Linked DNA regions of Mus musculus: all the other regions are linked to region 3. A link is a loop called in an ENCODE intact Hi-C map of the cell type or tissue named here. Cell type or tissue: left cerebral cortex. All regions are shown on one strand.

Region 1 (8,000 bases), 65 kb before region 3:
AAAAAAATTTTGAAACAGGGTCTCTCTAGTAATCCTGGCTTTCCTGGAACTAAGTAGACCAAATTGGCCTCAAATTCACAGAATTCACTTCCTGACTTTGCCTCCCAAGTTCTGGAAATAAAGGCATATGCCACCATATCCAGCTGCTCCTGCTGCTCCAGCTGCTTCTGCTGCTCCAGCTGCTCCTGCTGCTCCAGCTGCTCCAGCTGCTCCTGCTGCTCCAGCTGCTCCAGCTGCTCCTGCTGCTTCCTATTCTTTCCTTCCTCCTTCCTCCTTCCTCCTCCTCCTCCTCCTCCTCCTCCTCCTCCTCCTCCTCCTCCTATCTAGTCCAGACTAGCTCTAAATTCCTTATGTACTCAAGGATGACTTCAGACTTCCGATCCGCCTGGCTCCACTTCCTGAGTGCTGGGATTGCGGGTGTCCATCACCACAGAGAGTCACCCGGTTCCAGAGTTAAACTCAAGGCTTCATACATACTTGGCAAGTGCTCTTCCTACTACCCTACAGCCCTGGCACATTGTTCTTGACTGAGACAGTATCATGCACCCTAGGTTGTTCTCAGTAGCTGAACGGAATGTTGACCCCCTCATCCTCCTACCTCTATCTCCTAGATGTTAGAATCACAGGTCTCTTCCATCTTGCTAACTCCTACCAGATCCATTTTTCCATTTGCTTGGTTTGCTTTTTTTTCCCCCCTTTAAATTCAATTTTATGTGCATAGGTGTGAGGGTGTCATATCCCCTAGAACTGGAGTGACCAACAGCTGTGAGCTGCCATGTGGGCTTTGGGAATTGAACCCAGGACCTCTGGAAGAGCAGCCAGGGCTCTTAACCACTGAGCCATCTCTCCAGCCTGGTTTGCTTTTTGAGACAAGGTTTCTTTGTGCAGCCATGGCTGACCTAGGACTTACCCTGCAGACCAGGCTGGCCTTGAACGCTTTTCTCACATCCTTCCCCTCTCACGAGAGACACCATCATATCTCATGCCTCTCGGTCCTCAGCAATCACTCCCTGACACTCATGTGTCACCTCAGTTCCCAATGCACCCCACTGCCCCCTCCCTAGACCAAGCCTCCACAGCCTCTGGCCCTGTGTCTTTATGATCTCCGAGCTACTGATCACACTGATCTGTATGTATTATCCAGGGCAGCTCGAGCAAACTTCTTCCAAACATCAATCAGACCAGGTCTCTTCCCAGCCTCTAACTCTCCAAACGGCTTCCTTAAACGCTGAAAACCCAGTCCATATGTCACCCTGTCCACCCTTCTCCCTGTCTAAAACATTTTTTTCTAAGACAGGGTTTCTCTGTGTAGCCCTGGCTATACTGGAATTTGCTCTGTACCAGGCTGGCCTCAGACTCACAGATCTGTCTGCCTCTGCCTTCTGACTGCTAGGATTAAAGGCATGCGCCACCAACACCCATCTAGAATCTAAACTCCAAGACAGCTAAGATTGCATATGCCCTACCATGTTACTCCCCTTACACACAGGGCCCAGCCTATACAGGTCTATGCTACTTTGTTGAATGAATCAATTCACTTATGAAAACATAAGGGGTGGGCCAGCAAGGCTCAGCATCCCAAGGCAACAGAGGCCTAGGCACAGTCCTTCTGTCCCCCGCACAAGACCCAGAGCTGGTACAAGTAAGCTGTGTTCCATGAGCCTTACCTGTGTAGAAGCAGAGAAGCCAGGTGCCCAGCAGTGGGGCAAAGGTCTGGCCAGGCTTGGTCACCAGGGCAACCATGCCAAAGAGGAGCGCCGAGGCTGCCTGCTTCCGATGGTTCAGTACCAGGTCCTCATCCACCAGGTCAGTGACCACCAGTGTCAGCAGCTTACAGGTACCCTCAGTGAAGACACGGTTGCTGCCCAGGGAGAAAGAGGCCAGCGTAAAACGGGTGGACACAGAGGTGTGGGGGCGGGGGCAGGCGGGGCATACCTGGCAATGAAGAAGCAAAGCAGGCCAGGGTGGTCTGGGCCAGCCAACAGCATGAGGAGGCTAAGGCTCAGCTTGAGCAGGAAGAGCCCCCGCACCACTGCATAGACACCCCAGCGCCGGCACAGGGGCAGGAAGTACAGGTTGTTGAGATGAGGAGCGACATAGGAGATGCCTGGGGAGGGAAGAGGGGCCCACTTCTTCAGGAGCAATGCCTCGGCCTCAACAGGGTTGGCAACTGACATTGTAATAATCGGGGTCAGTTTGCATTCATTGCCAACAGACAATGTCTTGTACTTTTCGCACGTTATTAGCGTATTTTAATTTTTATTTTATGTGTATGCATGTCTTGATGGCATATATATGCAATATATGATATATATACACATATATGACATATGTATGTTTTATGTGTACGCATGTTTTGGTTCCAGAGGCCAGAAGAGGTCATTGGATCCCCTGGAACTGGCGTTACAGCTGTGAGCCACCATGTGGGTAAACAGAAATCAAACCTGGAACATCTGGAAGAGCAGCAGTGTGCTCCTAACCACTGAGCCATCTCTCCAGTCTGCTTTTCACACCATAATTTCCACAAGCCCTTTGGGGTAGATATTGGAGTCCCTTGGGACCATAGCCGTTGACTCTAGTACCCCTCACAGCTAGCAAAGTGGATGGATTTTCAAGACCTTGATATCAAATGACATTGGATCTGCACAGGGTCTACATACATACTCCCAGATACTTTTGTCTTTTAATTTAGTGTCCACAGGGCCTTAAGCTCATCTGTCTGTCTGTCTGTCTGTCTGTCTGTTTGTTTGTTTGAGATAGGGTCTCTCTGTGTAGCCCTGGCTGTCCTGGAACTTGCTCTGTAGACCAGGCTATCCTCAAACTCTCACAGAGATCCACCTCCTTTGCCTCCCAGTGCTGGGGTTAAAGGTATGTGCCATTACACTCTACCTACTTTGTTTTGTTTTTGTTTTGAAACAGGATCTCAGTATGTAGACCAGGCTGGCCTCAAACTCCCAGAAATCGGCCTGCTTTTTTCTTCTGGGTGCTGGAATTAAAGGCCTACACTGCCATGCTCAACCTTTTATTTCATTAAAATACAAATTTCTATTTCAGGCTGGCAAGATGGCTTGGCGGGTAAGAGCACTGCTCTTCCAAAGGTCCTGAGTTCAAATCCCAGCAACCACATGGTGCCTCGAAACCACCAAGTAATGAGATCTGATGCCCTCTTCTGGCATATCTGAAGACAGCTTCAGTATTCTTATGTATAATAATAAATAAATCTTTATAAAAAAATTCAATTTCAATTTTTTTGACACAGGATTTCATATATCCAAGGCTAGCCTCAAACTTGCTATGTAGCCTAGGCTGACCTTGAATTTGTGGCCCTAACCATACCTCCCAAGTCCGTCAGTTATAGATGTGGACCACCGTGCCATGTTTATGTGGTGCTAGGGAATCCAATCCAGCAGGGGAGGATCGTCCAGGTTCTACCAACTGAGCTGCATCCTCAACCCCTCCCATACACTTTAAATTCTCTTTTTGTTGTTGTTTTCCTTTTAAAAAATTATTTGCTGTTTGAGGTGTTTTTATTGTTGTTACTGTTTATTAATTAATTAACTTATCAATTAATATATTTATTTATTAGATCCAGGGTGGCATCAAACTCTCCTCAATCCTGCCTCAGTTTCCATAATGCTGAGATTACAGGTGTATGTCATCAAGCTTGGCCTGATGTCTTGATTATAATATTCAGTACCATGTAAATGCTATGCAAATACCTGTTACACTGTATCAATTAGGAGACAGGGCCAGGAAAGAAAAAGGCTTTAGGGTCAGTGAGATGGCTCAGCAGGTAATGGGGCTTGCAACCAAGCCAGAAGACCTGAGTTTGATCCCTGGGTCCCACATGGTAGAAGGAAAGAACCATTTCCTGAAAATTGTCCTATGTCCTCCAGATGTGCACCACAGCATGCATGCTCCCACACTCTCTCCACACAAGCAGTAGATAATAAACATGTGAGCATAACGACTTCATGTTTAGCCAGGCAGTGGTGGCGCACGCCTTTAATCCCAGCACTTGGGAGGCGGAGGCAGGTGGATTTCTGAGTTTGAGGCCAGCCTGGTCTACAAAGTGAGTTCCAGGACAGCCAGGACTATACAGAGAAACCCTGTCTCGAAAAAACAACAACAACAAAAAGATTGCATGTTTAATGGAGCCACAGATCTTTCTCCTAATACTCTGGACCCATGGTTGGCTGACCGATGGGTATGGAGCAGGTCAACACAGGGGGCCACTGTATTATTATCACCTTCCCATTACAAAGGAGAGTGGTGGGAAAAACAAAAACAAAAAAGCAGGGTGTGGTGTGGCAGCACACACTTTAATTCCAGGTCTCAGGAGGCAGAGGTAAGAGCATCTCTGTGAGTTTGAGACTTTGCGTGGTCTACAGAGCAAATTCCACAAAAATCAAAACTATACGGAGAAACCTTGTCTCAAAAAAAAAAAAGAAAGAAAGAAAAAGAAAGAGAAAGAAAAGAAAAGAAAAACAAAACAAACAAACAAAAAATGAATGGCTCAGAAAGAATAAAAAGTACAGCCAAGTCCACTCAGATAACAGCACAGCGGCCGGGCGCTGCACTTTGTCACAGTGCCTCTGGGTGTCACCATCACTCCTGACTGAAATGAGATCCACTAACCTCCACCCAAGGAAAACAGACCTGGGGCAGCATGTGAGAGCTGCTGGCCACTGGCCGGAGGCACTACTCACCCAACAGGAAGGAGCCAGTGGACAGGGAGATGTGGTCAGACAGCAAGTGTTCCAGGAAGAGGGGGAAGAAGTTACTGTTGAAGTGACAGTGGAACACCTGCAGGACAAGGGGGGGGGGGGCAGGAGGACATGACAGTTCACAGGCCATCAGGGGAGAGCAGCAGCCCAGCCCTGGTTCTCAGAGCAGAGTGCATACTGTCCCATATCACCAAACATGGAATATGCCCAAACAAACCTAAATGACAATCCCTTGTGGCCTATGGAATTTTAGCTTGAAGGCATAGTAAAATTAGCAAATAGAACAATTTTTATGTTTTTGTAGCGTAAGAATAAATCATTTTTAAGTCTGGCTAACTTGTATACACCTATGTTTTAGATGTGGTTCTTGATGTGTTTGTTTGTTTGTTTGTTTGTTTGTTTGAAAAAGGTTGTTTCAGGAGCTGGAGAGATGGCTCAGTGATTAAGAGCTCTGGCTGTTCTCTTCCAGAGGTTCCAGGATCAACTCCCTGGACCCACATGATAGCTCACAGCCTTCTTAACTCTAGTTCCATCGAATCTGACAGCCTCTTTTAGTACTCCCTGTGTACTAGGCACACACTTGTACACAAACAGACATTCAGGCAAAACACCCATAAACATGAAAGAAGAATTAAAAAATAAAAAAAAAGATTCTTCAGTCTTATTATGGATGAAGACAGGCCCTGGAGGCTGAGACCTGCCTAAGCGCACAGTGAGAGAGGCAGGGGTGTAGCTCAGTGGGAGAGTGATTCCCTAAAAATATACAAGGCTCTGGATTCAACAATTCTAGGCACCATGGGAATGAGGGGGCAGGGGAGAGAGATGACACAAGCGAGTAAGGTACACAGAAAGTGCTAGAACCTAGCTCTCCTGACTTCCCACATTTCCAGCTCTTGAAGGAGGGGTGAAGGAAAGATTCTCCATACCTGTACCAGGTCCATGCCCACGAACCACAGGAAGTTTTGGTGGCGTGCCAGTTGCCGGAGGTACTGGCCCAAGGTGATGTTGCCTGCTTCCTCACCACCCACTGGCGGCTCCTCTTCACACACGCTGTGGGAAGAGGGGAAAGGAAGACGTGGGGTTACGCCAGCGTGGGCCAGGACTGGGTGTTAAAATCAGGCTCTGAGCGTAGAAAGCCGAGGCTAGTCACTTACCCACCATCCAGGTCCAGGCCCGGGCAACCCCTGTCCCTTCTGGTCGCTTCAATCTGCCGCTTCAATAATTGTGTGGTTCCCAGAAAGCCCAGCCCAGAGCCAGCAGCTAGTACCACACAGAAGGCACGGAAGGAGGAGAAGTCCTCCTTGTTCCAAAAGGCGTAGGAGGCGAAGACTGACAAGGAGCCAGCTGCACTGAAGAGGGAGCAGTAAAAGTTGAGGTGGGTGCGGTCGTGGGATGAGAGCGCCAGGTCGGCCAGCAAGGCATGGTGGTGGAGGTCCACGAGCGTCAGGAAGCCATCATAAAGGCACAGGCACAGTAAGAATTGCAAGCCAGCAGGGGCCCAGGGCACCCAGAATGCCAGGAAGGACAGTGCCAGCAGCGGCCCATGCCAGCCCAGAGCCCGGACCCGGGTCAGCACCACGTCTCTGGAGGAGAGCCCTGCTCCTGACCTGTCAGGGAGAGGAAGGTGTTAGGAGGTAACCTTTACACCAGGGCAGGCCCTGGTTCCCCTGGCTGATGGAGGAATTCACACTTAGATACACCCCAAGTCTCCAACCCCTGACCTGAGACAGCTTACCCTCTCCTCAGTCCTACTGCCCTACCCAAAGGGCTATGGGATACCGATTCTCAGGGCCGGGGACCAAAAAGGGAAAGGGAAGGGAATGTCTAAGAAGCAAGGGATATATGTGGTATGGAGCCGTGAGCCCCATGTCACACTAGGGTCAACCCCTTCCCCTGGCTGGGCCATGCCCCTACCACAACTGGGGCCCCTCCCTCCCCTCCCCCAAATATGAGCAGCAGTCCTTCATTTGGGGGATCATCAGAGTCAGACGGGGGCAGTGATGTACCATCCCCTAAGACACACCGGGGCTGGGAGCTGAGGAGCTGACGATCACTGAGCCAGCCGAAGAGGGGGTCATTGAAGCTGTTCCAGAGGAGAAATACAGTCTGCAAGAAGAGAGAGATGGGCAGGTGGGGTGTACAGGGCTCCCCAACACCAGTCCATGCACCTTCCCCAAAGATGGCAGTTCGTCCTGCCGGCAAGCTTTTGTGCATGTTCCTCTGCCAAAACCCCTCTGGTGGCTGGTACACACATCGGACTCCAGCGACCCACGGCAGCCGCTAAGTGTATCCAGCCAATTGATGCCCGTGAGTATATTATATATGAACATACAAACAGCGGAGCGTCAAGGCAGTGGCCAGGAGTGCTTCTAGAATCCTCCTGAAGAGTCCTTAAGGGCTGGAGAGATGGCTAAGAGGTTAAGAGCACTGACTGCTCTTCCAGAGGTCCCAAGTTCAGTTCCCAGCAACCACATGGTGGCTCACAACCATCTGTAATGGGATCTGATGCCCTCTTCTGGTGTGTCTGAAGAGAGCTGCAGTGTACTCATATAAACAAACAAACAAACAAGCTGCAGTATGCTCATATAAATAAATAAACAAACAAACAAATAAATAAATAACCCTACCAGCTTTTCTGGCTGAGTTTTGCTAAACAGCACAGTCTGCCCAAAAGCCTAACACTGGGACAGGACCCAGCACCTTCTGTCTACCTGGGAACCCGATGCCCAGTCTCCCATTGTGCTAGCTGCCCCATGGCCTACCTCTCCAACCCAGAAGGACACTTTATTGATCTTATACACTGAGACGAAGGTGTCCACGTAGTACAGCAGGAACACATTGTGCAGGATGGAGGTGAAGAGGGCCAACGAGCCGTACACCACAGCTATGGGCAGGCCCAATAGCCAGGCTTGGGGCCAGTCCAGCCCCATGGCTGCTGGTGGAGCCTCAGCCCCAGGGGCACTGCGGAGGACTCACAGACATTGCCTGTCCGACCATCCTCGTCTCTGGGGAAGAAGAAGCCAGTGAGCAACAAGGGTCAGAGAGAGCTAACTCTCCAGCCAGCTCTCTGACACCTTCAATAACCATAAAACGAATAACTCATTCCAGGCTGGGGTCTGTAGCTCTGCGGTTGCCTATTAGTCTAGCTCCTACATTTAATCCTTGACACCAAAAAAAAAAAAAAAAAAAAAAAAAAACAACAACAACAAAAAACTCTTTTTTTTCTTAAACTCATTTTCTTTGGAAGGAGTTTGTGTGTAAGACAAAGCTGAT
Region 2 (8,000 bases), 150 kb before region 3:
TATACCAGCCAATGCAGAGCAAAGAGTGGGGACAAAGGGGACAGTCTTCTGCCAAGTGCCCAGCCCACCACTTCCTTACTGCCCAGTTGTGGTGTCTACAGGAACTGAGAGTCCAGCCTGTGCCCCATGCAGTGTCTAGGGACACAATAGTCAGACACATAAACAAGACAGAGAATGAGATATCAGGCATGTCTCAGGTCAAAGAAGGCCAACAAGGGGCTCCCCGAAAGCTCTCTGTCAGAAGCCCTGGCCTTCTTTGAGAGGTGGGAGGGCCATTTGGAAGGTGACTGGCTCCACATTCCATGAGAACTACTGGAGGCTACAAGCCCATTACTGGCCTACCACCAGTGCCAAGGAAGTCGGTATAAGAATTCATACTTGGGGCCTAGGGAGGAGCACAGCTCTGGGTCAGGGTCCAGGCTGCAGGTGGAAAGCTTCCAGATGCCCCATGACACAGCTTGGCTATCTGCTACTGCCAGAGCAAAATCCAAGCAACTTAAGAAAGTCATTGGCTGCAGCTAAAGGCGCTGGGTAGCACTGGAGGCCTCCCCACGCTGTTAGAGAGCTCAGGTTTTCCTGCCTCTGGATGGCAGGTACACCAGGCAAACAACAGTGGCCGGAAGCAAGCCCAGAGTAACCCTGTGGGTACCCTAAGCAGCTCCCAGGGCGCATCCTCAATGCTGACCAGCCAGGCCTCTGCTCCCAAGTCCCTGTAGCAGCTTCCCACGCTAGCTGCAGGCCTCGCCACACAGTCCGGGTCCTCTCTCTCCACACATGCTGCCTATTCCACATACTGTGTTTGCCATCGTGCGCTGCATCACTGATCTTTCCAGGATCATGAATCAGCAACCGCAGCCTGATTCCAAACCCATGGTCATTTTTCAACAAACTGTATATGCAGTCAGATTGCACATACCATGACTGGTTTATTGTTTCCCCCAAAGGAAGGCCCTGTGCATCCCAAATGGCCCCAGGGCTTGAGGTTGCCACACAGACTTCGTAGAGGGTAGGTGGATCACCCTAGTCTTGTAGGATTAGTCCAACTCCTTTTCCACCCTAGCCCGAGCAATTTCCACCCAGGCAGGCGAGGTCCCAGCTCTGAGTGGCCAGCACCCTAGGCCATTATACTGTGCAAGAAGGGAGTTCCCAGCCCACCACTTCCCTTCTAACAAAGGAGGAGGTGGGAGGAGGACAGGTCTGACCTCCGGGGTTGGCTGGTTTCTCCTAAGGACTACAGGACCCTTAGACAGGCAGCAGAGGCCTGCAAAGGACTTGCCTTCCCCTCTCTGGGCCCCAGGAAAGGCAGGCAGGAAGAAGGGCCTCAGCAGCAGGCATGCAACTCAGGGCTAGCCAGACAAGGAGGTCCCTGGGGTTGTAGCTATCAGCCAGAGCCCAGGCTCCAGGAAGGAAGGAAGGGCAACTCTGACCCAGAGTGAGATAAGGAGGGGACTGGCTTAGCACAATGGGCTCCCACAAGGCTCACAGGCCCTCAGTCAGATTTCTGTCCCAACCTGGACTCTCTTCTGTTCACACAGCCCATGTAAATATTTACTGCTGTTTGTACTCATGGTCTGCAGAGTCCCCTTTGAGGTCCTTTGCTACAGTCCACAGATCCGTGTGCCCTGCCTGGATCAGGGCTGCCTTTAAACCTACAGACTCGGGGTCCATTCAACAAGAACCATGTACACTCTTCCCCTCATGCAATCCTCAGGGATGGCCCCTCGAGAAAAACACCGTCCTTTTGTCCTAGCCCCAGAACACAGACACTTACGGAGCCCTGTCGTGGGTGAGGCCGTTCTGTCGCTGAGAATTGATTGGTGGAAGGACAGGTTTGCTGTTAATCTCCAGTCCCCGCCTCAGGGTCTCCCGGATCTGCTCTGTGTCTGCAATGAAATCACAAAGTTGCCGGAAGGCCCTCTGGGCTCCCAGCCTGAGAGAGCCTAGAACAGTGGTGGCAGCACTGGTGAGAGGCAGGGCATGGTCACACGTCAGCAGGCCCAGCACTCACTCAGCAGTGGCGGCTGAAATACGAGTTCAACAAGCTTGAGATCAGCTTGGGTGGGCTACACACAATAAAGGAAGAAAGGAGAAAAGGAGAGATGGATGGGCCGGCAGTACTAGTGGAGAAGGCACGACCAGCAACTTTGCGGTGTGACTTGGTACTGTACAGTGAATCATTTTACAATAATTAAAAAACAAACAATGCTGGGCATGGTGGTACATGTGTGTAATCCCAGCACATGAGCGTGTGAGGCAGGAAATGAGAAGCCAGCTTACGCTGCAGAGAGCAAGAGAGCCTGTCTGCGAGGTAAACAAGAAGTAAAAGAGCAGCGATGACTGCAGCTATAGACATGACTGCCAGCCTCTCTACGGCATTCCTCTGTCAGAAGCAACTGGACGTGAGCCCCTGACACAGGAAAAGAAAAGGGCTCAGATGTTTGCACTAGAAGTTGAAGTTGCGGAGGAGGAGGAGGAGGCAGCTCAGGAATTCAAGGTCATCCTTAGCTTCACAGAAAGTTAGAGGTCAGCCTAGGCTACATGAGACCCTGTCTCCAAAGTAAACCAAGTCAGGTATTTTATTCAAGGCCAAAGGCATTTTATTCTTTGATAAATGAAAAAGAAGAACTGAGAAAGGAAGGAGACAGAAAGCCTTAAACATACATGTATATAAATGGCCACTTTTCCTTTGGCATTAGCCAGGGACAGCCTTAGCAAAACAAAACTAAACAAAACAAAAAAAACCCCACAAGTCCTTCTGGAGCCAAGAGCAGCATGGGAGCATCCAACAGGACGCCACATCCTCCTCCTCCTCCGAGAGCTTACCCAGAAGGCAGAGGCAGAGGGAGCTAACTTGCCACAGACTCTGGGACTGCAGAGGAGGCCAGTGTCGGGCTTCACACTCGCTCCCTCTCATTAAAAGCCCAGGAAGGTTCAAGGAGAGAGGTTCTCAGGCTTGGCATGGCCTTCAGGCCAGAGCTGGGGTCTGTGTCAGTTCTGTGGTGGTGAACATACGCTGTAGTGTCTTTGGGTGGACTGTGTACATTTTCTGTTAACTATTCCATGGTTCATACTCACATACATGAGGTCAGATTCCAAGGGGCAGAGTGTACACACAGAGTATACTAGTGTGTTTGAAATGCACACAGGAAATAGCTACAAACAGGCCAATAATGCTCATATATAGTTCACCCACATTGGAAAAATTCATTTGTCAGAAAATAATCAGAGTGGGCTGCTATTTAGTTAGAGACTTGTCCTGGGGAACCTGGAAGGAAGGGAGCAAGGCAAGGGAAGGTCTCAACCTTTGCCAGACAGCCTCCGAGGCTGTGTGCCGAGGCAGATGCTCCGGCTATCCTCTTCATCCTCCGGAGGCCGGCTGAGGTCATCCCAGGCACACTTGGCACTGACGCCGCTCAGGTTAGAACCGTCTGTCTCAATGCCTTTGTCAACTCTCTCCTGCTTGAAAAGAACCAAAGAGTCAGAGTGCCTTCAGTGAACTCATGTGCCCCAAGGTTACTGACCCTGGCCCAGCCACTCCACTTCCAGTATTAGCCCTTGTAGGTGCTGAGCATGGACAGCTGCTATGAGATCAGGGTCTCATTGACCTTGTTCTGTTACAAGCATAACGGCCCCTGCCAGCCCCTGGACTCCTCTGGGAACAGGGTTAGGGGAGGCAGCAGGAATGAGCCTTGGACACTTCCTTCCCACCAACATCCAGCACAAAGGCCTTTGTGCATCTTTCAGCCCCGACAGCTGTGGCCCTCAGAGCTGATGGAGGAGACAAGACCTATTTCTCTAAGGAAAGGTGGAAGGCTTCCCCTCTTCCTGATCCTCCAACAATGATCATACATACCCCACCTCACCCCCTACAGGAGTTAGGGTAGAAGCCCGCCCTGACTTGGGAACCCATACCTGCAGTTCTTCATTATAACAGCTAGAGGGGGCCATCGCCCCAGAGCAGAAGTGCTCCCTGTGCCTCTATGCCAGCTAACTTTGGCAGAGGGCTCTGGATGGGGTTCGTTTCCATTTCCTAGGCTGCAATCGGGGTCTGAAGGGCAGTGACGGGTGCACACTTCCCCAGAGGCCTTGCCTTTGTGTAGACATTGGCACGCTTCAGTCTAAACTTTCTCCAAATGGCCTCAAGGAAGAGTTGTACTCAAAACATCGCTGGATTTTCTGGTAAAACTTAATTCTGTGGTGCTGGGCTTTGGCTCAAAGGTCATCTGGAAGACGCTAGCAACCTTGTCCATAAACAGCCATACAGGCCAAATAAGCCTCCTGTGAAAAACTCCTCAGAGCCCCCATGTCCCTGTGCCAGTCTGTCCCTCTCCAGGGCTCCTAGACAAGGGCATTGTTCTATGCCTTGGTCACAGATGGTCTCCTATCCATAAGCCACCCGTTCTTCTCTCTTCTGCTGCTTTTGCTGCCTGGATGAGGCAGGCAGGCAGCAGGCAGGACACAGCTCTAGCTGTTTCCGGCAGAGCAGAGGAGAGGGGCTGGAGCTGCTTGGGGAGAACCTGAGTTTTCTTGCCAGCAGCTGCCCTGAGACCCTCAGGGGAAGGGTCTGCTTGCTCTACTAATTCAGGGGACCAAGTTTTTTTCTGAGTATAGGAGATAAACAAGAGCCTACAGAGCCCCATGCTGTGTCCCAGCATGGCTGCAGAACAAGGCTTAGGGGATGAAGCCTCCATGGTTCTTACATAAGCAGAAGCCACACAGAAAGCAGGTTCGAAGCAGAGATACCCCTGGCATCATCGAGACCATTTCAGGGTTAAAGGTACCCAGAAAGTGGAGGAGCCTCATGTGTAAAGGAAGAGGCTGTGTGCCCCAGAACTCACAGGTTGGTAGCAAAGACCCCATAGGTCTGCAAACTACACGCCACTGTACAATTTGAAGTGCCTAGTCGCTGCCATGGCCTGCCTTACAGGCCCATGGGAGCCTTACAGAAACATGTCAAGTTCAGAGATGTCCATGGCCTGCCTCTGCTGCGAGGTGAGCAGAAGGAGCTGGGCTCTGGTGCTTCTACCCCTGCATGGTGTGCAAGAAATGCAGCAATGCTCCGGGGCTTCCAGAATGCAGCTGTGTGCCAAGCAACCATCTATTCTAAACCACAAAGTGACACTGACACTGTCCCAAGCAGTCACAGTAGTGTCAGCTGCAGACTGGCAGGGTCTAACGACTCTTCCACACATCAGAGAGTGCCAACCTACCTGGGCAGGGCTGGGGAGTGAGTTAGGAAGAATGACAGGATCATTAGACCAATCAGCATCCTGCAATGGGCTGTGGGGTCAGCATAGCCTGTGCTGCTGTCTGATACAGGGGAGGGCAGCTCCCTGAAAATGTGGTAAAATGGAGGAGTAGGGAAAGAAGCAATATTCCTTATGATTACCTTTCTTTGTTGGTGGTGATCTAACTTTAAGTTGATATGTAACTTACATATAATAAAGTCCATTCTTTTTAAATGCACACATATATGTGTCAGGCTTGCTTTTCTGGGCTGAAATCTCTGTTTTCCTATGTGAGCTGTAGAATTCAGGCGACAGACCATGCCTTATCCTACTGGCTCACACACAGAGCTCCTCCGCTCTGTCAGGATGAAAGCCAGTGGTATTTGGAAGAGTGTGCTAGCAAGGTTTTCCTCACTCAAGACATACTTGCAGGTGCGGATCGATCTCAAATATGGTTTCTCCCCGCCGCATGTCAGTTATCAGCCAGGGACCGCCAGCACTGTGGACAAGGAGAGACGGTGGTAACTGGGGGCCTGCATTGATCGGCAGACATAGCCTTTGCTGTCCCAGGCCCAGATCATAAAGGGAAATGTTAGTGGTCGGGGACCACAGAGAACTGAGTGCCCCAAACAGCAAAGCAAGAACTCTACAGGTGGGATGGAGGGAGGACAGCCACCCTGAAGACCCAGGGTCCAGGCCTCCACCTTATGGGGACATGTACTCACATGGGCACTGTCCGTAGTAGTTCCAGGATGCCCTGCCCGTTCCACTGTTGGGCTGAATGTAACTCCTCAGTGCAGACACCAACAATCTGTGGCCCAGGATAAGAAGCCACTGTGGTTTAATGTCCATCCCTCCAACTATCTGTGCTTTTTCAGGGGTGTCTTAAGTAGGGGACACATAGGTAGGGTCTGTTTCAAGGCTGGTGTCCCCAAAATGTAATGGCTCCCTTAGGAGGTGCTTGCCTAGCTAAGGGGTTCCTGAGTGCACAGACAGGCACAGAGCCTACCTAGCTCTTGGCTACAGAAGAAACAACAGGCAGATTATGCCTTAAGTCAGGGGAAGTCGTCCCTAAGGCCAGGGGTGGTCAGGTAGCTGTTCCCACAATAGCGACACTTTTGTGTAAATCTTGAGGACACCAGCTTAACCTTCTTCACCTTGACCTCGTTAGAACTGCAAGCATGAGCTGCAGCTGGGGAGAGTCGCCCACTGGGGAAATAGGACTTAAGCCTGGAGCTGGCTTTCAGCTGGGAAGTCTGTCCTGCCTCTGGCCCTGCAGTGTGAAATCAGATAGCCCACCACAGGGAAAAGAAGACCAAGGGGAGTCTCCTGCCCTTTATTCTCCCCCTCCACGTTCCCCTCTGTTCTGGACTTTTCCCACAAGGATAAACTGTCTGAGACCTCTGATGGCACCTCACCTGGAGGAAAGTCACTACCCCAAAGGGTGTCCGCACAGGCTGCATCTGTGGGTCCTCCGTCAGCAGCATGTGCTGAATTCTTGACTCACTGTTATCCAAAGGGCTGTGCCAAGACACATGGTCCCCGCTACAGAAGGTGTTCTCTGTGGAGAGACAGACAGGAGGACCCTCAGCATTTGGATCCAGGCCTGGAGACTGCCCTGAGACCTCAAAGCCCAGGTTGGAAGGCTCCTCACTCCCCAGGCCTCCTAGAGCAGCCGGATGCACCCACTCCCAATACAAGCAAAGAACTACAGCTACTCCCCAAACACCAAATGGTCCAGGATGGCCCAATCTGTTTGACTTCACTGGAAAGGGTAGGCTGCTGGTGTGCATACTCACTTGGCCTAGGAAGGCCAAAGACTTGCAGTGTCTGCTGGGCTTCTCCAGCCCCACTACCCACGGGGGAAGGGCATGAGCAAGAAGCCAAGAATGAGGTGCTTTCCAGTGGGGCCAGCGGACCATCAGAGGGTAAGGGAGCTGGGAACAGTGGGAAGCCTTCTTGGAAAAACAACCCAGGATTTCTCTGCTGGTGAATCAGCACAGAAAGGAAACATGCAACCCCAGCCCTGGAGATCCGCTGCCAGTCTCCCACAGGCAGACTGAGGATTTCTGAGGATCTCTGGAGACTTCAGGTAAATGGAGGTCAGGATAGTTCCTTGCCCACCTCAGCAGACTGTACAGCCTCAGGGGTGGGGAGTGGGGGGGGGGGTGCCTCTGTGACAGCACAGTAACACAAAGGCCCGTTACTTAAAAATAAAGTACCAGAAGTAGGAGGAGCACATGCGTGTAATCCCAGCATCAAGAGGGAAGGCAAGAGGACAACTGAGTTGAGGCTAGCCTGGGCTACCTGCCAACAACAAAAACCCAAACAGAACATGTCTATGGCAGCAAACCCTTAGGGAACATTCCCATGTGGTATAAGTCACCCCCAAACCTGTCTCTTGTCATGAACACTCAGCACGCGTGGCTTTAACCAGTTCACATGCAACCACAGGTGCCCAGGCTGGCCCCCAATTCCCTATGCAGCCGAGGATGACCTCAAACTCTGAACCTCCTACTTTCATCTCCAAGTGTTGAGGCTACAGACATGTGTCACCATACCCAGTTGTGGATTCCTTTTTAAAATGTGTATGACTGTTTTGACTGCATGTTTGTTTGTGTTCTACTTAGGTGTTTGGGTCCTGAGGATATCAGAAGAGGTACCAGGTCCTCTGGATATGAACTTTTAGACATTTGTGAGCTGCGATGTGGGTGCTGGGAATCCAATCTGGGTCCTCTGGACGAGCAGACAGTGCTTTTAACCACTGAGCTA
Region 3 (8,000 bases):
CTGCGGTGACGCCGTAGTCCAGCAACGCTCGGGCGCTGCGCTGCGCCAGACCGAACAGGCGCGCGTTGTACTCGCGAGCTAGGGGGCGACAGGGGGCGTGGGTGCGGGCCAGATCCCCAGCTTGGCGCGCGCCCACCCCCAGCGTTCCTGAGATGTACCTCGCTGCAGTGTGTCAAGGGCCTGTGGTTCGCCCTGGGGAGCCTCCGGGGGCGTCCTGGGCTCCTCTGCCCCCTCGCCAGCATCGGTGTCCCGTCTAGAACCGGCCATCTGCGCTCCACCTCCCCCACCCGGATAGCAGCCCATTGGGGCTGCACCGGATTGGTAGGGGTTGTAGGCCAAGGAGGAGGAGAAAAAGCCGAGGCTGCCACCTGTGGGCATGGGGAAGGCAGTGTGAGGTGCCAGCCAGGACTCTCCCAGATTCCTCTCCTAACTTCCCTTATCTCCTCCATCCTTCTCCCTGCCACTTGCACCTCCTCACCTCCTCCAGCGCCTCCATAACCCCCAGCGGAGCCCCCAGAACCTCCACCCATGTGGGATCCGCCCCCGAAGGGCTGGGAGAAGGTGGGCAAGGCCTTTCTCCGCTTCCTCTGCACTTCCTCCTTGTCTAGGAGGAAAGAGAAACGGGGTGTTAAAACCTAATATGGGTCAGACCCTAGATTCCTCAAGCTGGCTCCTGGGAGTCAACTCTAGGCCACCTCCTGGCCCGCCTCGCTCCGTCCAGCCTTTGGGAATGCTGAAGCCCGACTCACCTTCCACCAGAGGGTAATATGTGAACTGTTTGGAGTCCGAGACATCGCCCCCACGCTTGCGTTTCAGCTGCAGGAACACCGTTACAGGCCTCTCGATCTTCATCTTGTGATAGGGCGGTGTCCGGAACACAATGGCATACTGGGGTGGAGGATGGGAGAGCAACATGGTGTCAGTAAGGTTTCTTCGTAGTTCTGTCTCCAGGACAGGCCCTAGTCCCTCAGTACCTGTTTATGAACGTCTGTGGGAGAGAAGTCCCCAAAGGCTTGCCATCCATTCTCATCATCCTCATAGAACCGAACCTCAATGTCGTCTACAGAGAAAAGTGCGGCTTAGCCACAGGGAGAGCCTGCAGCCCCGCTGCATGGATCCCGAAATTACCCTTACAGCCAGCGTTTCCAGCTCCCAGAGGGCTTCTGCCTCACCTTTTTGCACCTTATCACAGAGCAAATAAACTTCGTCTCCACCGCGCACGGAACCCGCTGTCTTGTCCATTCGGGAGATCTTCAGGTTCGAGGCCCCTGGAGACTCTATAAGGTGGGGGATGGGTTAGGGACACATTGATGGGATCGGAGGCTCGGTGGGGTCATTATCAAACTTCAGGAAATGCAGTATTCACATTTACCACTCAGAAGCAACACTCAGATGTTCTGACTACCGAGCACTCACCACCCCACACGTGGCAGGGCCAGGTTCAGACCCATAGCTGGAAGGTATCTCAAGCGCTCTTTTGGGAATGCATGCTTGGCCCCCTGCAGAATACTCACTGCTGTCATGGATGGGCTGGGAGATCACAGGCTTCAGGGGCAAGGAGAAGGAGCCATCGCTAGCTCGAAGGAAAGCTGAGAAGCGCAGCCGTACAATGCTCAGATCCATGACTTTCTTCAGCTCCTTGGCCTCCTGCTCTAGCTCCCGCCGCTCAGCCTCTGGATGGACAATGTGGGTGGTGTGAGCTCTGGGCTGCTCTTCCCGGCTCCTCTAGGAACACCTCTCGGAACACCTTTTGTTACCATACCTGTAAGGCCCTGAGGCTTGGAGCGGAGACGCTGCCTCTGAAGTTTCTGGATCATAATCTCCATCATGTTCTTCTTGGTTACATGCAGGACACCCAGATTATTAAATCTGGAGAGGACAAGGAGGAGGCTTTGTCCTCTTTGACCATGAGGCTCTTTCCTCCTGAGGCACCTCCACCCCCACGCTCCACCCCCCATGGTCAGGCTCATCCTGGCTCTGTTCTCCAAGGAAACTGCTCTTTATAGTTGAGCTCTGAGGTTCCTGGGCCAAAGTAAATCTTCCCACTTTGTGTGCTAGTCACACAGGTGGCCTGAGATGAGACCTAAGGCTGGCAGGCAATGAGCATCCCACTGGGGGCCAGGGGCCAGGGCCACCTACTGAGCAGTCATGTCCTTGGGTCCTACAGACACAGCGCACACTCCCAACTCTGAACACTGCTTGCCCACCAGACTGTGGGCATGCGCACGAGGTGGGTCACTGTGTGTCACCAGGTCCACCTCAATCTTGGCCGGTCCCTCATAGTTACAGATCTGAGAATGGCAAAGGATAGTCAGTAGTTGCCCCATACACCATCCCTACCCTCCGGTGTCATCTGAGCTCACCTTGACAGTAGGATAGGTCTTCCGGCCCTTCTCACTGGAGGCACCTGGCAAACCTCCATGGGAGGGGCCTTCACAGCCATATCGAAATCTGAAGCCTCGCTGAAGGTTCCATAGCAGAGACATTGTGATCAGGAGAGGCAACCCCCCCCCCCCCCCCGTCATCCCCACAAGGCAACCACTAGCCATCACTGACCACAGTGACCAAAAGTGTACCTCCTTCTCATAAGCCCCCAACATATCAGCAGCAAGCTATTTAATCTGATCAGTAGGTATAACTACCCTCCCCCCCCCCGCCCCACCTTTTCCCCAAAGGTGAAGCCACCACTCTCTGTCACTCACTCACCTGTTTGGGCTGTTCCACAATCACCAGATAGGGGCCATCAGCTGGAAATAGAGGGGCCTTGCTGAGCCAGGATCTCTGAGACCATCCCTCAGTGGGGCCTCCAGGGGACATGCTCACTCTCCTCTAGGTTCTGAGATACTGCGAGGCCAAAGACTTACTGACCTGTCTCAGGGGCTGGATCCTTAGGCTCCACGATGGAGGGGCTGAATTCAAAATCATCATATTCGGGGATGCCATCCAGGCCCTGCGTTATAGACAGAGAAGGTGGCAGCTGAATCAAGGGTCCCCCCAACCACCCCCTCCCAAGCCCTCTGCAGTCACTCCCTGGACTCCTCCTCAAGCTATGAGGAAGCTCATTTCTGGGCAGGGTTTGCAGACAGCACAGACTGGCAGACTAAGACAATTTGAAGACAGTGCAGAAGTAGGGGAGTGGAGGAGCGTCCAATTGACAAGCAGACACAGAGGGCACCCGCCGCCCTCAGGGTCAGGCAGTGTGACTCACTGGATCGTAGCAATTGTCCATATCTCTGGGCTAGGCCCTGCTGTGTCTTGCGGCTTCGGGCCCCGGTTCAGCTTTCCAGAGTTTCGGACGCCCGCCTAAGGTGAAGAGAGGCGTGGGAGGGGGAAGAGTGAAAGATATCAGGATAGGGGTGGGCAGGGGGAGAGGGATGGGTAGGGGAGGGGGGCTCAGATCTGGGGGAGGGTCCGATCTCCTCCAGCCGCCCGTCCGGGCGTGGCGGGTAAGATCCGGTGGAGGTCGAGATCCGGAGCGGGGCTGGCCCGGGAAAGGGGCAGAAAGTTAGTGCTGCTTAGGAAAGTCCCGAAAATACCAGGGGGAGGCGGAGCCGGAGGGGGCGGGCCTGGAAATGACGCCGGGGCCACGCCCCCGCAGCGGGAGGGGCGGGAGGCCCAGGCGGTTCCTGGTTCCCGGGCAGCCTCTGTAGCCCCTGGGGCTCAGTCGGGGCCTAGCCGCCTCGCCCCCTCTCCGCAGCCTGGAGCAAACTTGGGATTTTCAGCCAGCGTGGAGGACACGGCTGATTCACCCAGGGGCTTTTGTGGGGACATTCCTGCCGTCGGAGGCCCCTTTTCCGAATGGCCCGTAGGCGGGGGTTCTTCCAGTGGGGCCTCCGGGGCTCTGACCAGAGAATATGATTCGGGCCTCAGGGTGTGTGTGGGGGGGAGGAGTTTCCCCCTCCACGGTCTCTAGCGATTCCGTCTTAGCTTCCCGGATTCTCCCGCTGCACCTGCTCCCGGTGGCCGGTCAAACGGGAGCATCCCGCCCTCCCTGGCGACTCCAATCCCAAAGCCAGTGTAACGCGCATGTGTCCGTTGCAGGAATATGCGTTTCAGCCCTAATGTCTTGTGTGCCGGGTGAGTGGTGGCATCATGGCACGTGCAAGTGAACGTTCATCCACACAGGTGAGTCCTTGTACTGCCCAGTGTGGGCACACGTCCGTGCACGTCTGGATGTCCGTGCGCAGGCGCCGGTGCACGGGTGCGCTGTGAGTGCGTGTGCGGGGCTCACACCGGCCGGCTGTGCACAGGCAAGCTAAGGGCAGGCAGACGTGTCGCTGATGTGTAGCAAAGTGTCCTGTTCCTGTGCGCGCTCACTGGAGGTGGCGTCCAGCCCCAGCCTGTCATCTAAAGTCCTCCTTCCCTCCCTCTCCATTCCCTAGACACTCAGGGATCTGAACCCGGCCACTCACCGTGGTGGCGGCTCTGGTTCCGACTTCTTTCCGAGCCCTTCCCCGGACCGGTCGTTGCTCCTCTCCAGCCAAAGGGCTCCAGCCGGGAAAGCCCCTTTCGGCCCCCCGAGGGGGGGAATTCCCGTGACGATCCCGTGCGTCACTCCCCATGCCCTTTTTTATTGGTTGAAAGTTTAACTCCAGGACTCTTGTAGCCAACCCGGAGCAACGCAGGCGCGCCCCTTTCGGGGAAGGCTCGCCCAGGACTGGCCGCGGGGTGTCACCCAGCTCCAGTTCTGCTAGGGACCAGCGAGGCGGGACGACGGACCCAGCGCAGGGCGCGGCTCAGATCTCTGCACTCTTCCAGGCTTGCCCGGGACCGTTACGGAGTCCAGTGGGCCACTTGGCTCTTGCTGTGCCCAGAGGTTGGCTATCTCTGAGACACAGGAAACCGGGTCAGTCCCAACACTCCAGTAACCCTCCCAGAGAGGGACCTCCTAGCTGGGAAGGGGAAGAGGAAGGAGTCAGATCTTGCGGTCAGCTCCAGATCGCCATCTAGCGGCCTTTCTGGAGCCGCAAGGAAACTCTGGGGTCAACTGTCTTAGTTTCCGGGCTTCAGGAAGAGACAACTGATGTTTATTCTGTAAGTGGCGGGTTCACAAGGGCCAAGGCTTTTAGGATGACTCGTTGGAGAATCAATGTGCTGGGGGAAGAAAAGAAGAAGGAAGAGAAGAAAGATGTTTGCCTGGGAGTCTTAGGCCTCGTTCATCCACCACAGATGTCCCAACTATTTGACTTGAAAGGCATCCAACTGGGCGTGGCGAAATTCACCTGCAGTCCCAGCTTTCTTGAAACCAAGACAGATCCTAAGTTTCACACCACCCTGTCTCAACACACATGCACGCAAATCTGTCCAAAGTGCCTTTCAAACTTCCTCTTCTGTGGAAAATTGCCAGCGGTGTGCTTTGCATGGGTGAGGGCCAGCTGTTACCATCATAAAGTGGGTGGGAGGCTCTGGAGACCTCTCAGCGCCGAAGCACTCCTGCTCTTCCTGCATCCAGGAAGATTCTTCCAGGATCCACGTGGGACGGCTCACAAGTGTCCGAAACGATCACACCAGGGTCCCCTGGCTCTCTCCTCGCCTTCTGGGAGACCGAATTCAGGTGCACACCCTTCAATTCTTGACTACTCATCCCCCAAACCCCAAACCCACGTGGTGACAAATAAGAAATAAAATCATTTTAGAAAGTCTCCCTGAAAATGACATTTCGCTGCCTTCCCCCTGCATACCTCCACTGACAAGGTCAGGACAAGAGTCGCTGCCATGGGCTCTTTCTGGGCCTCTAAGTCAGCTTTCTCTGTAGGGGCTGTGTGCAGTGCATCTCTGTTCCTGAATCCTCCTCCCTTGGGTCTGGAGTGCAGCACAGGCTCTCCCTGGACTCTCCCACAACTGGCCCTGTTGTTTAGGAGGTGACTATAGACTGGTACTAGCACCAGGGGAAGGGAAAGGCATTCCTTCTTATCTCCCACCCTTATACTAAATGCTTTGACAGGAAGCACTTCAGTTTTTTGTTTTTGTTTTTGTTTTTGTTTTTTTAATTTAGGCTAGCTGCATAGATTACAGGTTGGGCCTGAAAACCCAAACCCTCCCAACTGAAACTATCCATTTGTTTCTGATTAGGGGTGCCAACTGTGTTCCCCTTAAGCTGTTGGTGAAGCTAAGGCTGGAAGAGGCCTAACACAACCAAACACATAGCTAGGAAGGAGAGAGAAAAGACACTCTCCTGATTCTGAGAGGACACTCCTCTTCCTGAACTAAATGGGAGTAAGCCAACCTTCCCTTTCCCAGTGGCTGTCCCAAGCCATTGTCATGAGGCACTGCCAGCGGGGTTCTCAAATCCAGCTATGCCATCCATACACTTCCTTCAGATTCTTTTAAAAAGGGGTTTAATTTTTTTTTGAGACAGGTCTTTCTTCATAAGCTTCAGCTCTACATCTGGGTAGATGCCCATGGGCTCTAACCCGTCTGTGGCTGCCCACTACCCAGCCATGTGCCCCATTACTTGCCATCGTCGTCTTGTCCTGGCTGCCCGTCAGTGTCCTCATGGTGACTCTCCCATGGCAAATCCCTTCTCTCAATCACTGTCCCTCACTAGAGTTGAGAAGTCCACCTCCTCCTCTCCTGCCCAGCTATGGGCTGATCAGCTCTTTATTAACCAATCAGAGGTGATGGGAAACAGTTTTTATACAACATTGAGACAGGAGATGCTTGACAATCAAACATGACTGCCACTCAATCTCTGGGCGCAGTGCTCAGCATCTCAGTACACAGTGCACAAAACCATCACCCAACATCTCCCCATCTTAGTCCAATAAAGGCTCTTTCTTGTAATAATCTATATATAATAATAACAGCTCTGAAAACTATCAGGTAAAAATTACATGCACACTGTCCAGTCCATTTGCATTTGGCAACTGTGGGGAAATACTTTATCTTATCTTGGTGAGTTCCAAGTTCTATATTTAAATCCTAAATAGCTTAAGCTTAGTTGTGAGTCTGTAACTGTCAGAGGCCCGAGGAAGATAAATATCTCTGAGTAGACAGGAAGTGCAGAGCAAGCAAATTCCAAAACCATGGAAACGACGGAGGGGCTGCGTGGTTTCTCTGCATTGTTAGAGCATCATCTTTGGCCTCCTGTCCCAGAATCTCTGACAGACTTTTCTGTGAAGCAGGAATTATGAAGGACTTGCCTACCTTGTCCCGGCAAAACTTGGCAGTCGACTTCTTTCATGTCCTGCTTGCCCACGGCATAGACAGCATGAAGTCCGCAGTTGAGGCAAGGGCAGGTTCTTGCCCCGTGGCAGCTTGCCACAAAGAAGCAAATTCCACTTGGGGATTCTTCAGTGCTCATCATCTTTTTTGAAATGCAATGGCGCTGGGTGTGGTGGCGCACACCTTTAATCCCAGCACTCTGGAGGCAGAGGCAGGCAGATCTCCGAGTTCGAGGACAGCCAGGGCTACACAGAGAAACCCTGTCTCGGAAAAAAAAAAAAAAGAAAAAAAGAAATGCAATGGAGGTGCTGCCAGGAGCTGACATGTCTCCTTGCCAAAAAGCAAGCAAGCAAACAAACAAACAAAAACCTTTTATCAATAAAACATCTTTAAATGCCATATTCTGTAGATCTCTGAGGTTTTGAAGACCGTCTATCCATAGTGTATCTAAATAGGCAAACATTGCTTGTTTCTAGCTATTTCCTATCTGTTCAACCTAGGAAACATATTTCTGTAATGAATTACACTAGTGTCTAACATTATCATAAGTTTGATCGACTCCTCGCTTGCATTTCATAACTATCCTCCACATTTTGTAATAGCAGCTTTCAAAAGGACTAGAACGTCACATGGCCTTTTTAAATGAGTTGCGCAGTACAATACCTTATACAAGAGTTGAGACATATATACAGTATGCTGTAATAAAAGTAACCTTAAATTTGTATCAATATATAAAATCCACACCAATGTAAAATGTCTGTCGATGCTCTTTAAACATAGCTTTAATAATCTACCCCCTTAAACTATCCCTCATATGTTCCCCCCTTTTTCTTTTC

What was found. Peaks named below come from ENCODE experiments on the same cell type or tissue, not always from the same donor. Only the 100,000 strongest peaks of a DNase experiment are listed, where the experiment ranks them.
Region 1: it touches region 3 in a loop (3-fold over the local background); 7 of 42 quality-filtered maps call a loop at or near these places.
Region 2: it touches region 3 in a loop (3-fold over the local background); 4 of 42 quality-filtered maps call a loop at or near these places.

Annotation. Positions count from the first base shown.
Region 1 is chr19:46,366,043-46,374,042 of GRCm38, reverse strand. Mfsd13a (major facilitator superfamily domain containing 13a) reads right to left here. Exons shown (of 9, transcript NM_029186.2): 2 at 7,490-7,732; 3 at 6,751-6,833; 4 at 5,882-6,334; 5 at 5,654-5,777; 6 at 4,710-4,806; 7 at 1,936-2,107; 8 at 1,668-1,861. The coding sequence starts at 7,657. Among named protein-coding and RNA genes, the nearest start is that of Mfsd13a, 13 kb to the right of the region's middle. In left cerebral cortex, CTCF peaks have their summits at 4,589, 5,424 and 7,210 (motif pointing left); DNase peaks (open chromatin) are centred at 4,623, 5,561, 5,749 and 6,021; H3K4me3 peaks cover 265 bases; H3K27ac peaks cover 2,007 bases.
Region 2 is chr19:46,448,618-46,456,617 of GRCm38, reverse strand. Sufu (SUFU negative regulator of hedgehog signaling) reads right to left here. Exons shown (of 12, transcript NM_001025391.2): 4 at 6,647-6,789; 5 at 5,954-6,039; 6 at 5,655-5,727; 7 at 3,303-3,456; 8 at 1,772-1,883. Among named protein-coding and RNA genes, the nearest start is that of Trim8, 49 kb to the left of the region's middle. In left cerebral cortex, a CTCF peak has its summit at 3,935; DNase peaks (open chromatin) are centred at 49, 1,338, 3,958 and 4,320; H3K27ac peaks cover 2,087 bases.
Region 3 is chr19:46,301,233-46,309,232 of GRCm38, reverse strand. It overlaps Nfkb2 (nuclear factor of kappa light polypeptide gene enhancer in B cells 2, p49/p100), which reads right to left and starts at 3,538. Exons shown (of 22, transcript NM_019408.3): 1 at 3,209-3,538; 2 at 2,869-2,950; 3 at 2,707-2,747; 4 at 2,364-2,462; 5 at 2,140-2,291; 6 at 1,763-1,869; 7 at 1,515-1,673; 8 at 1,173-1,277; 9 at 975-1,060; 10 at 750-888; 11 at 479-604; 12 at 159-368; 13 at 1-78. The coding sequence starts at 3,229. 4833438C02Rik (RIKEN cDNA 4833438C02 gene) reads left to right here and starts at 3,604. Exons shown (of 3, transcript NR_152248.1): 1 at 3,604-3,871; 2 at 4,042-4,125; 3 at 4,383-5,648. In left cerebral cortex, CTCF peaks have their summits at 3,468, 3,671 and 4,941 (motif pointing left); DNase peaks (open chromatin) are centred at 3,591, 4,639 and 4,900; H3K4me3 peaks cover 2,537 bases; H3K27ac peaks cover 836 bases.